Regions from separate parts of the Homo sapiens genome. Here region 2 is linked to region 1. The links are chromatin contacts, found by Hi-C or POLR2A ChIA-PET in ENCODE. All regions are on one chromosome and are shown on one strand. The core of a region is the stretch at or near the end of the contact, and the rest is flanking DNA. Distances in the headings are between cores, read along the strand shown. Region 1 overlaps SRPK2 (SRSF protein kinase 2). Region 2 overlaps SRPK2 (SRSF protein kinase 2).

Region 1 (6,338 bases), core at 355-2,854:
GTTATCAAACTAGTCTCAATATATTTCCTGGGGGGAGGGTAGGTGAAGGGAGGAAAAGACAGATGGAAAAGAAGGAAAAGGGAAAGGCGGGGAATAATGAGGTGGCAGTTTTGAAAACAGAACATTTTTCTACCTCCACCATTTTCAGATTATTTATAAAGCTTAAGTTCTACCATAGTGGGTACATAAATATTTACAGAACAAATCAATGATATCCAAGTTGAGAAACGCACATCTAGGCCAGGCACAGTGACTCTTGCCTGTAATCCCAGCACTTTGGGAGGCTGAGGCGGGCAGATCACCTGAGGTCAGGAGTTCAAGACCAGCCTGGCCAACATGGTGAAACCCTTTCTCTACTAAAAATACAAAAATTAGCTGGACGTGCTGGTGGGCACCTGTAATCCCAGCTACTCAGGAGGTTGAGGCAGGAGACTTGCTTGAACCTGGGAGGCAGAGGTTGCAATGAGTCAAGATTGCACTCCAGCCTGGGCGATAGTGTGAGTCCATCTCAAATTGAAAAAAAAAAAAAGAGAGAGAGCGAGAACAAGAAAAATGCACATCTGTCAGGGCTCTTCCTATTACATACAGTTAATACCTTATTGAATTTTGTACTGTTATTTTAGTATGGCTATTAGAGCAGTGATCTGCAGTGTTTGGCATGCCTCAAATGTCAGAAAAATCCAGAGACACACCTGTGAGCATCAAGATAATTTTACTTCCATTATTTCAATCTACAGCTAATGCTTAGTAATCACAGTATTTAAAAATCCCCTACAATAAGTCTGCACAAGTCTGTGGCTCACAAATTGAGAATCAATGTGCTATAGCACAGAAGAAAAATATTTACCATAGGCTGAATCTGAAGAGGAGATACTCTTATTGTTAAGGCTGTTTTGAGTTACTGTTTTGTTTCTAACTTGCACCATTATGTATGTATGTACGTACGTATGTATGTATTTTTAGAGACAGAGTCTCACTCTGTCACCCAGGCTGGAGTGCAATGGTGCGATCACAGCTCACTGTAACCTCAAACTCCCAGGCTCAAGAGATCCTCTCACCGCAGCCTCCTGAATTGTTGGGACTACAGGTACACATCACCATGCCCAACTTATTTTTAAATTATTTTGTAGAGACGGGGGTCTTGGTATGTTGCATGGGTTGGTTTTGAACTCCTGGCCTCAAGCAATCCTCCCACTCTGGTCTCCCAAAGCACTTGGATTACAGGAATGAGCCACTGTGCTCAGCCACACAAGCATTTAAAATGAAGAGATTTGACATAAAAATCCAAATGTTCAACTCGTAAAAAAAATCACAAGAGCAGGCAAAACTTGCCCGGTATTTCTACACGGCAGCAATCAGCAAGAGAGCCGATCAGCACCCACATCTAGATGGTGTCATCATCTCCAGTTTCTGTGCTCCCCACCTGGCTGTAGCCACTCATTGGACATACTCTTGGTAAGCAACTGTGTTTGTAACCTCTTTACCATACCACTCATCTTTTAAAGTAAGTTTCCCAGAAGTGCAATTATTAGTTATGTGCAATTCTTTCTAAGGAGTGCCAAAAGCTACTCACTGTAGTGTTGTCCATTAGAGTACTTAGCACTGCATGTCCAAGAAACAGAACAAATTATGCCAGGGGCCAGCCACCCACGAATGTGTCTTCCATGCAAGGTTTGTACACTGATATTCTGTACAAAACCTACATTTCTGTGCTGGCTTTGTGGCTCCCTGATTTCCAAATCACTAAGTGGCTAGTGCATAGCAGCTGCTGAAAAAAATGCTGGGTGGATGGATAACAAATAAAATCTACTAAAATTAGTCTTAATTTCTTCCAGCCCCAGTACATAAAAGATTGTTACAAAAGGAATCTGCACTATGACTGTTGAAAGTAGAGTTTTTATTGTTGCTATTGTTATTATAATAGCTGCTCACATTTGTTCAGAACCTCCCTGATAAATTCATCATAATCTACATTGCTGGAGCAGAAGAGGATCCCAAAGAGAAGAGGAAGTGCCACTGCTGACATGCAAAATTATCTTAGGTGATACTTGAAACCTGGTATTGAATTACACTGAATCAAATACTGAGGAAGTTATTCCTTTTCCGAGGTTCTTTCAATCTGTCTGGGTGTATGAGAACAACTCTCACTTTGGTGCTAACACATATTTATGTCCCTTTATGACACCTGCAAATTTAACTTCCCTTGTAAACACAGAGAGCATATGGCTCAGGCTTGGAGCCTTTATCAGACAACAGAATCTAGACAGGGTTTAACAGTCATTTTTTTTTTTAAGGCAAACAATACAGGTTCTCTATTGCTGGTGGAGACACAAAGATTCCTTTTTAAAGAAAATTAAGCTTTAAAAAGCATTAAAAGGTTTTACATTTATTTTAAGAAATTTAAAAATAAAAAAGAATGGCCGGGTGCAGTGGCTCACACCTGTAAACCCAGCACATTGGGAGTCCGAGGCAGGCAGAGCAAGAGGTCAGGAGACTGAGACCACCCTAACACAGTGAAACCCCGTCTCTACTAAAAATACAAAAAGTTAGCCAGGCGTGGTGGCACGCGCCTGTAGTCCCACCTACTCTGGAGGGGGAGGCAGGATAATTGCTTGAACCTAGGAGACAGTTGCAGTGAGCCGAGATCGTGCCACTGCACTCCATCCTGGGTGACAGAGCAAGACTCCATCTCCAAAAACAAAAAAAAAAGGAAAGCATGATATGAGGCCAGGTGCGGTGGATCACGCCTGTAATCCCAGCACTTCGGGAGGCCGAGGCAGGCGGATCACGAGGTCCAGAGTCCTACACCAGCCTGACCAATATGATGAAGCCCCATCTCTACTAAAAATACAAAAATCAGCCAGGCGTGGTGGCATGCACCTGTAATCTCAGCTACTCGGGAGGCTGAGACAGGAGAATTGCTTGAACCCGGGAGGCAGAGGTAATAGTGAGCCGAGATCATGCCATTGCACTCCAACCTGGGTAACAAGAGCGAAACTCGGTCTCAAAAAAAAAAAAAAAAAAGAAAGAAAAAAAGCACAGTGTGGAGTGCAAATGTGACAAAAAAACACCAAGGTGATACACAAAATACTAATATTTGGGATGTAAATGACTATGTTTTATCAGTCCAGCATCATCCTGATACCAAAGCCTCGTAGAGACACAACAAAAAAAGAGTATTTTAGGCCAATATCCACGATGAACACTGATGCGAAAATCCTCAGTAAAATACTGGCAAACTGAATCCAGCAGCACATCAAAAAGCTTATCCACCACAATCAACTTGGCTTCACCCCTGGGATGCAAGGCTGGTTCAACATACACAAATCAACAAACGTAATCCATCACATAAAAACAGAACCAACAACAAAAACCACATGATTATCTCGATAGATGCAGAAAAGGCCTTCAACAAAATTCAACAGCCCTTCATGCTAAAAACGCTCAGTAAACTAGGTATTGATGGAACCTATCTCAAAGTAATAGGAGTTATTTATGACAAACCCACAGCCAATATCATACTGAATGGACAAAAACTGGAAGCATTCCCTTTGAAAACTGGCACAAGACAGGGATGCCCTCTCTCACCACTCCTATTCAACATAGTGTTGGAAGTTCTGGCCAGGGCAGTCAGGCAGGAAAAGGAAATAAAGGGTATTCAATTAGGAAAAGAGGAAGTCAAATTGTCTCTGTTTGCAGATGACATGATTGTATATTTACAAAACCCTATCATCTCAGCCCAAAATCTCCTTAAGCTGATAAGCAACTTCAGCAAAGTCTCAGGATACAAAATCAATGTGCAAAAATCACAAGCATTCCTATACACCAATAACAAACAGAGAGCCAAATCATGAGTGAACTCCCATTCACAATTGCTTCAGAGAGAATAAAATACCTAGGAATCCAACTTACAAGGGATGTGAAGGACCTCTTCAAGGAGACTACAAATCACTGCTGAATGAAATAAAAGAGGACACCAACAAATGGAAAAAACATTCCATATTCATGGATAGGAAGAATCAATATCGTGAAAATGGCCACACGGCCTAAGGTAATTTACAGATTCAATGCCATCCCCATCAAGCTACCAATGACTTTCTTCACAGTATTGGGAAAAAAACTACTTTAAAGTTCATATGGAACCAAAAAAGAGCCTGCATTGCCAAGAAAATCCTAAGCAAAAAGAACAAAGCTGGAGGCATCACACTACCTGACTTCAAACTATACTACAAGGCTACAGTAACCAAAACAGCATGGTACTGGTACCAAAACTGAGATATAGACCAATGGAACAGAACAGAGGCCTCAGAAATACCACCACACATCTACAACCATCTAATCTTTGACAAACCTGACAAAAACAAGCAATGGGGAAAGCATTCCCTATTTAATAAATGGTGCTGGGAAAACTGGCTAGCCATATGTAGAAAGCTGAAACTGGATCCCTTCCCTACACCATATACAAAAATTAACTCAAGATGGATGAAAGACTTAAATGTAGGACCTAACACCATAAAAACCCTAGAAGAAAACCTAGGCAATACCATTCAGGACACAGGCATGGGCAAAGACTTCACGACTAAAACACCAAAAGCAATGGCAACAAAAGTCAAAATAGACAAATGGGATCTAATTAAACTAAAGAGCTTCTGCACAGCAAAAGAAACTATCATCAGAGTGAAAAGGCAACCTACAGAATGGGAGAAAATTTTTACAATCTACCCATCTGACAAAGGGCTAATATCCAGAATCTACCAAGAACTTAAACCAATTTACAAGAAAAAAACAACCCCATCAAAAAGTGGGCAAAGGATATGAACAGACACTTCTCAAAAGAAGACATTTATGCAGCCAGAAGACACATGAAAAAATGCTCATCATCACTGGTCATCAGAGAAATGCAAATCAAAACCACAATGAGATACCATCTCACACCAGTTAGAATGGTGATCATTAAAAAGTCAGGTAACAACAGGTGCTGGAGAGGATGTGGAGAAATAGGAAGGCTTTTACACTGTTAGTGGGAGTGTAAATTAGTTCAACCATTGTGGAAGACAGTGTGGCAATTCCTCAAGGATCTAGAACTAGAAATACCATTTGACCCAGCAATCCCATTACTGGGTACATACCCAAAGGACTATAAATCATGCTGCTATAAAGACACATGCACACCTATGTTTATTGTGGCACTATTCACAATAGCAAAGACTTGGAACCAACCCAAATGTCCATCAATGATAGACTGGATTAAGAAAATGTGGCACATGTACATCATGGAATACTATGCAGCCATAAAAAAGGATGAGTTCATGTCCTTTGCAGAGACATGGATGAAACTGGAAACCATCATTCTAAGCAAACTATCACAAGGACAGAAAACCAAACACCACATGTTCTCACTCGTAGGTGGGAGTTTAATAATGAGAACACATGGACACAGGGCGGGGAACATCACACACTGGAGCCTATTGGGGGGTGGGGGACTGGGGGAGGGACAGCATTAGCAGAAATACCTAATGTAAATAACGAGTTGATGGGTGCAGGAAACCAATATGGCACATGTATACCTATGTAACAAACCTGCACATTGTGCATATGTACCCTAGAAATTAAAAAAAAAAAAAAAAAAAACAGTATGGAGTGCAAATGTGACCAAAAAACACCAAGGTGATACACAAAATACTAATATTTGGGATGTAAATGACTATGCTTTAATGTTGCCATTTTGGCACAGAGATGGAAAGTGTCCAAATTTAATTTCCATTGTATATTAAATGAAAAATAAATGTAACAATAAGCTGTGCGCTTTTATGGTGACAGAAAAATCTGGCCGGGTGTGGTGGCTCAAGCCTGTAATCCCGGCACTTTGGGAGGCCGAGGCGGGTGGATCACAAGGTCAGGAGATCGAGACCATCCTGGCTGACACTGTGAAACCCCGTCTCTACTAAAAATACAAAAAATTAGCCAGGCATTGTGGCGGGCGCCTGTAGTCCCAGCTACTCAGGAGGCTGAGGCAGGAGAATGGCGTGAACCTGGGAGGCGGAGCTTGCAGTGAGCCGAGATCGCGCCACTGCACTCCAGCCTGGGCGACAGAGCAAGACTCGAGACTCCATCTCAAAAAAAAAAAGAAAGAAAAAAGAAAAATCTAAGACCTGTAACCTTGACAGTTTGTAACAAAATTATCTTATGATTATTTATTAATCTATGCCAATACCACAGAAAGAGATAACTCCCCATACCAAGAAAGTCTTCCTATAAAGCTCATAATTTGTAAAATGCAAATGAACATTATTTGTTTTGTTGACATTTTGTGATGAAAGCACTTCTATATATAAGAT
Region 2 (6,812 bases), core at 3,383-5,882, 48 kb after region 1:
TTATGCTTCAACTTAATTCAAATGTACAAATTAATTTTTAAAACACAGTATTAGCAATAATTGGCCGGGCATCACCATGTACAGATACAATACATGGCGTGCATCTGTAGGCCCCGCTACTCAGGAGGGTGAGACAGGAGAATTGCTTCAACTCGGGAGGCAGAGGCTACAGTGAGCCAAGATCACGCCACTGCACTCCAGACTGGGCAAGAGACAGCGAGACTCCATCTCAAAAAAAAAAAAAAAAAAAAAAAAGTATATATATACATATTTAGAACACTATGTGCACATAGAAAACTTGTGTGACTTGTATAGTTATACATCTGACATCATGGCTGGGATATACTAATATTTCAACACAAACACAAATGTGACTATAAAACAAAACTGATTTTCTGCCACGACTTATGGAAACAGAAGAATAGCCACAGGAGGAATGTATTGTAATATTTTCATTTGTACTGTAACCATTTTCAAGGCCAAAATACAACTAATGGAAATTAATGCACATCTAAGCTTCATGTCAGTATAAAATTAAAAATGACCTGAGTACAACCTACAGAATGGGAGAAAATTTTTGCAATCTACCCATCTGACAAAGGGCTAATATCCAGAATCTACAAAGAACTTAAACAAATATACAAGAAAAAAATCAAACAACCACATCAAAAAGTGGGCAACGGATATGAACAGACACTTCTCAAAAGAAGACATTTATGCAGCTAGCAGACACATGAAAAAATGCTCATCATCACTAGTCATCAAAAAAATGCAAATCAAAACCACAACGAGATACCATCTCACACCAGTTAGAATGGCGATCATTAAAATATCAAGAAACAACAGGTGCTGGAGAGGATGTGGAGAAAACAGGAACACTTTTACACTGTTGGTGGGACTGTAAACTAGTTCAACCGTCGTGGAAGACAGTGTGGCGATTCCTCAAGGATCTAGAACTAGAAATACCATTTGACCCAGCAATCCCATTACTGGGTATATACCCAAAGGATTATAAATCATGCCACTATAAAGACACATGCACATGTATGTTTATTGCGGCATTATTCACAATAGCAAAGACTGGGAACCAACCCAAATGTCCATCAATGATAGACTGGATTAAGAAAATGTGCCACTTGGCTGGGCGCAGTGGCTCACGCCTGTAATCCCAGCACTTTGGGAGGCCGAGGCAGGCGGATCATGAGGTCAGGAGATCAAGACCATCCTGGCTAACACGTGAAACCCCGTCTCTACTAAAAATACAAAAAAAAAAAAAAAAAGCCGCGGCTCCGGGTCCGAGCCCACAGCCCACCGCTGGCAGCTGGGCGCTGCCGAGGCCAGGGGCACGCACGATTGGCACCTGCCAGTGCCAAGACTGTGCCGCCCCCACAACCAAGGCGCCAAAGGGGGTCGCCGGGCCTCTGGGCCGCTGCCCTCGCTTTGTCTTCGTTGTTGCAAGCACCGTCCACTCAGGAGGCGCCCCGCAACCGGTGTGACGAGTGCCAACGAGGACCAGGAGATGGAACTAGAAGCATTACGCTCTATTTATGAAGGAGATGAAAGTTTCCGGGAATTAAGTTCAGTTTCTTTTCAATATAGGATAGGTGAAAATGGTGATCCCAAAGCCTTCTTAATAGAGATTTCCTGGACAGAAACATATCCCCAAACACCTCCAATTCTATCTATGAACGCTTTTTTTTTAACAACACCGTATCATCAGCTGTAAAGCAGAGTATATTAGCCAAGTTACAGGAAGCAGTAGAAGCTAATCTTGGAACCGCTATGACCTGTACATTGTTTGAATATGCCAAAGACAATAAGAGCAGTTCATGGAGAATCACAATCCCATTAATTCCACAACATCGATAAGCAATATCATCTCAATTGAAACTCCTAATACAGCCCCATCAAGTAAGAAAAAAGACAAAAAAGAATAACTTTCAAAAGCCCAGAAGCGTAAGCTGGCAGACAAAACAGATCACAAAGGAGAACTTCCTCGAGGCTGGAACTGGGTTGATGTTGTGAAGCATTTAAGCAAAACTGGCTCTAAGGATGATGAGTAGCACTTGGAATTTGAGACAAGGAAAGAGCATTCTTTAAAAAGTAAAACTGGGTTCAAAATCTTTCATTACCATTTTCTGGTATTGAGGTGGCTTTTTATAAAATAATTTTTGTATGTTTCTTACATTAAAAAGGTTGTAAGTTGAAAGTTCATGAAGAGATCCAGTTGTATTAAATTATTTTCACAAACTTGCCTTAATAAAAGGTGAAAATGTTACAGTTTAGTATACTTTATGAAGCCTCTTGAGCTTTGTAAATGGACAGGCATGTGGAATAAGAATCAGTGTTAATTTATATGATCTTATCCTGGTGGATGTGCTGTCTTTTAAAGGAGTATGAAGCCCTTTTCAAACTATCATCCTGGTGGAGCCAAGTACTCAGTGAACAGTTACTCCATAGTGCAATCCATATTAATAGGCTTCTTATCTTAAATAAAGTCTTCATCTCTTCTTTTGCTTAATTACTGAACCGTAAATTGCTTCAGAGAAATTTAAATGCTGGTATTTGAACTTTATACATGATACTTTTTCTAGTTTCTTTTAATTTTTGAAAGGTGAACTGCTTCCCTTTAATAAATTAATATCTATTTATATTTTTCTCTTGATTTGGGTCAAGATGTGTGATCATGAGTGCTTTGAGTGATAGGTGGAACAGGAGAATATAAAAACAAATCTGCTAAATACACTAGAAAGCATTTTAGTAAGAAATGCTGGCCCTTCCTTAAAACATTTCTCTTGCATATACCAGGATGGGAGTAAAAGATGCCTTAACATTTAATTTCTGTATTGTTGAAGACACTGATTTTAATGAAATCCTACTTTTCTGAAGAAAAAAAAAAAATTAGCCAGGCATGGTGGCGGGCGCCTGTAGTCCCAGCTACTTGGGAGGCTGAGGCAGGAGAATGGCATGAACCCAGGAGGCGGAGCTTGCAGCAAGCCTAGTTTGCGCCGCTGCACTCCAGCCTGGGCGACAGAACAAGACTCCGTCTCAAAAAAAAAGGTGGGGGGGAGAAAATGTGGCACATATACACCATGGAATACTATGCAGCCATAAAAAAGGATGAGTTCATGTCCCTTGTAGGGACATGGATGAAGCTGGAAACCACCATTCTGAGCAAACTATTGCAAGGACAGAAAACCAAACACCGCATGTTCTCACTCATAGGTGGGAATTGAACAATGAGAACACTTGGACACAGGGCGGGGAACATCACACACCAGGGCCTGTCGTGGGGTGGGAGCTGGGGGAGGGACAGCATTAGGAGAAACACCTAATGTAAATGATGAGTTAATGGGTGCAGCAAACCAACATGGCACATACATACATATGTAACAAACCTGCACGTTGTGCACATGTACCCTAGAACTTAAAGTATAATTAAAAAAAAAATGACCTGAGTAAAAAGTAATTAACATTTAATTAGGGGTGGCATTAAATCCACAAGATTTATGGAAATAAAAGGGAAGAGCTCTTAATTTTCATATTCTTATATGAAAATTAATTCATATTACTAAAAGAAAATTAAGGAGGTTATGGCTGATGTCCATCCTGGCAGCATTATACACTGAAAAAAAACCCAGAAAACTGGGATTTGAATCTTGACTCTTTAGTATCTCTGATCCCTTAAATCAAGTCTCATCTTTCGTAAACCTGTTTCTTCATCTATAAAATGATGTCAAAGTAATAACTCAATTCGTACAGTTTAATGGTTACATAGTAAAAAAACAAAACACACGAATATGTGGCAGAGGGTCAAACTATGTGAAAAGCTAGTGAAAACGTTTGGAAGAAATTTTCACCAAGTGATAAAGAGCAGTTACAACCTGTTCACTGTTTTGGATCTTTTGTTAACAGCTGAAAAAAACAGAAATATTTTGAGAAAATCGGTAGAGTTGACTTCAAAAGTTTTCATTACGACCTGAAAACATGAAATTTGCAATGGTATACTTTGCTGTACTACAAACCCAAGAAAACATCCATCTCAAAATCACAAGTGAGGACAATGTTAACTTGTTTATTTGATCTCAATGGCACTGCTAATGTAGCACAAGACCAAGAGTCAATTGGACCCATTGTTCAAGACTGCTGAATGTTAACAAGGAGTTAACTGTGGCTTAGAAACTAGTTTCATCATCCTATTTTGGCTCACAGTCCATGAGTCAAAAACAATAAACCAAAAGCTCTAACAACCCAGATTGCCTATCCAGGTTATTCACCAAACTCGGCACTTAATGACTTTTAGCTGGTTCCAAAAATTGATTCTAACATCAAAGGATAAAGATTTATGACCAATGAACATATTCAAATCCTAAAGAAGACCTTGGGGTACAATGGCAGCATTGTTGGGGTAAGTACACTACACACCATTTGGAAGCCAGATTCATTTCAATTTGAAACTAGTAACTGTATTTATAAATAAGTCTCAGACCATAAACCACAGAAAGTGCACAGCAGTGCCACCTTAAATCCTTTTTGGAACAAGGCAGGCTATGCATGTATGCATACTAAAGTAAACAGAGTTGTCTTGCCCAAAGACTTGCCCTGATTTTGTCTTAACTGTTCATTTCCCATTAGACAGTATCCCGAGCCTTACTTAGATGACTCAAAGAAAAACTGATAAACTGAAAAACAAAATATTTGGTCCACCTTTCCGTTTTAGTATCATGACTACAGGAATCTTGAAACAGATGATATATAGACAATCCACTGTGAAAACCGCAGGGCTGCCCTGGCCCCGGGCTACAATCACTGATTGATACATGCTGCCTACAGATGCCCTCAGACTAGGGACACCCTCTTCACTAAAAGAAAGACTAAAAGCCTTCTTAGCCTAAATAGAAGTCAAAAAGCATACAGCTTTAAAACCAAACTATTACACAGCTAAATATCCTGACCTAACAAAGATAAAAACTATCCTCTAGTCTAAACTTTAGAAGCATCTAGAACCACAGCAATAAATATTATTCAAAATACTTTAGGTCAAGTTCATATTTTCATAGGTTTCCATGTTTTCTGGGATTTCTAAAATCTTGGAGACAACAGAGGATGATTATTTAACAAAAATCCTGTTGCCAGCCAGGCGCTGTGGCTCATGCCTGTAATCCCAGCACTTTGGGAGACTGAGGCAGGCAGATCACCTGAAGTCAAGAGTTCAAGGCCAGCCTGACCCACATAGTGAAACCCTATCTCCACTAAAAACACAAAATTAGCCGGGTATTTTTACAGGTGGTGGGCACCTGTAATCCCAGCTACTGGGGAGGCTGAGGCAGGAGAATCTCTTGAACCCAAGAGGCAGAGGTTGCAGTGAGCCGAGACTGTGCCACACAGTCTCGCACAATAGAGCGAGACTCTGTCACAAAAAAAATTTTCTGCTGCCTACTAGTTTATTATAACAGTATACAAAAGACCAAGGAAATTGTAGAGAAATAACTTTATTTAAATGCATCTGACAGATAAATCTATGTTCGCTTCTTCATTCCTGTGTTACTTTAATTCTTCTGTGTAATTTTGGGGAGAGTCAGTGTTGAATTACCCAACAGGAAAAAAATGAAGCACACTGTTGGAGAGGAAAACACTCTTTCCCTACCCTCTTAGATTCAGTGGCTGGGGTCCCTGAATTTAACAGATAAAAGATTAACAGGAGGGGGAAAAAAAGCAGTTTACCTATGCATGCAATGTGCATACACAAAGGAGAACTCAGTGTTAACTCAAAAGGGTGATTAAAATTTGGGTTTACACACCATCTTAACAAAGGGTGATAAAGTACGGGGAAAAGGCTAGACTGAGGAAAACAAGTTCTGGACTTTGAGGGAGGTACAAATCATGGGAAGATAACTAGAAATGTATAATAAATAGGGGTTCTTTAGTACGGAACACTTTCAGAAATGTAAATGGATAGCCTGCTTTTAGACAGAAAGGTGGAGGGCAGGAAACTAAATGCCTTCAGCTTAAAACAACACCTACACTAAAAGTGGGATATTTTGGGGTGGCATGCTCTGGTCCCCTTCTACATGCTTAGAAAACCAACAAAAATGAGGTACCAAAAGAAGTAAGAGGATTTTTTTTTAAGGCATCTGATGTAGTTTTTGAAGCCATGAGTAACAATGAGAATTTTTGCTGGTATTCTATTAGTTTGCATTTCAGTATTGTCATTTTCCATTTTGCTAGGAAGAGAAAAGACACACCATAATCTTTTCAGTGCACTGGGCTTCTAAGAAACTTAATCAGAACCTGACGGATCATCTCTGAATACCATAGTTTCAGAATATTAACAAAAGTCATAATAACTGTGAATTATTTTTGCAAAGTACGTATCACTAGAACCAAGATGTTTAAGTAGAAATTTTGAAACCTAAGAGACCACATCACTGTCATCTTCTTGGTCAATACTTGAACCAGGCAAAAAAAAAACCAACACTTCCTTTGAAATCTCATGAAGGAAAGCAGTGAGGAGTCTTCTACCCTTGAAGCAGCAGGATGTACTCCACCTGAACAAAGAAAAAACAGTCATGAAGAAAAAACATGTTGGCTAACTGCTATCCTCTCGTTGGCAAGATGCCACCTTCAGTTGGAAAAGCATTTAACCGAAACACTCATTTACAAATATCTTTATCTGCAATCCATTTTAATGCTGTATACATCTCTAACTTAAGTGGAGAATAACTTTTAAAAAGAAAATGTCATAAATTTCTCAGAATTAAAAGTAAAACACTATTACAAGAACATTTTTGTAGAAGAAAACAATACAAAGG

Evidence for each region. A loop is a pair of places that touch in the nucleus more often than their neighbours do. ChIA-PET counts read pairs that join two places held with the same protein, here RNA polymerase II (POLR2A). Pooled maps may share reads with other maps.
Region 2: a loop to region 1 is called in a map with no recorded cell type, with 2.4 times the contacts of the local background. The contact joins two enhancer-like sites. A Hi-C loop is called at or near these places in 10 of 168 maps with a recorded cell type or tissue (CD4-positive, alpha-beta T cell, CD4-positive, alpha-beta memory T cell, CD8-positive, alpha-beta T cell and 7 more), 15 of 37 single-sample maps with no recorded cell type and 18 of 50 pooled maps. POLR2A ChIA-PET finds 5 or more read pairs at or near these places in 11 of 52 experiments (CD4-positive, alpha-beta memory T cell, GM10248, MCF 10A and 6 more).

Annotation. Positions count from the first base shown.
Region 1 is chr7:105,255,412-105,261,749 of GRCh38, forward strand. All of the region lies in intron 2 of SRPK2 (SRSF protein kinase 2), which reads right to left. Among named protein-coding and RNA genes, the nearest start is that of SRPK2, 130 kb to the right of the region's middle. Within about 2 kb of position 1,605, at least 3 of the 41 ENCODE cell types and tissues checked have a DNase peak (open chromatin) inside an H3K27ac peak, as active enhancers do.
Region 2 is chr7:105,300,024-105,306,835 of GRCh38, forward strand. The region is part of intron 2 of SRPK2 (SRSF protein kinase 2); the gene reads right to left. It also overlaps the pseudogene RWDD4P1. Among named protein-coding and RNA genes, the nearest start is that of SRPK2, 85 kb to the right of the region's middle. Within about 2 kb of position 4,633, at least 6 of the 41 ENCODE cell types and tissues checked have a DNase peak (open chromatin) inside an H3K27ac peak, as active enhancers do.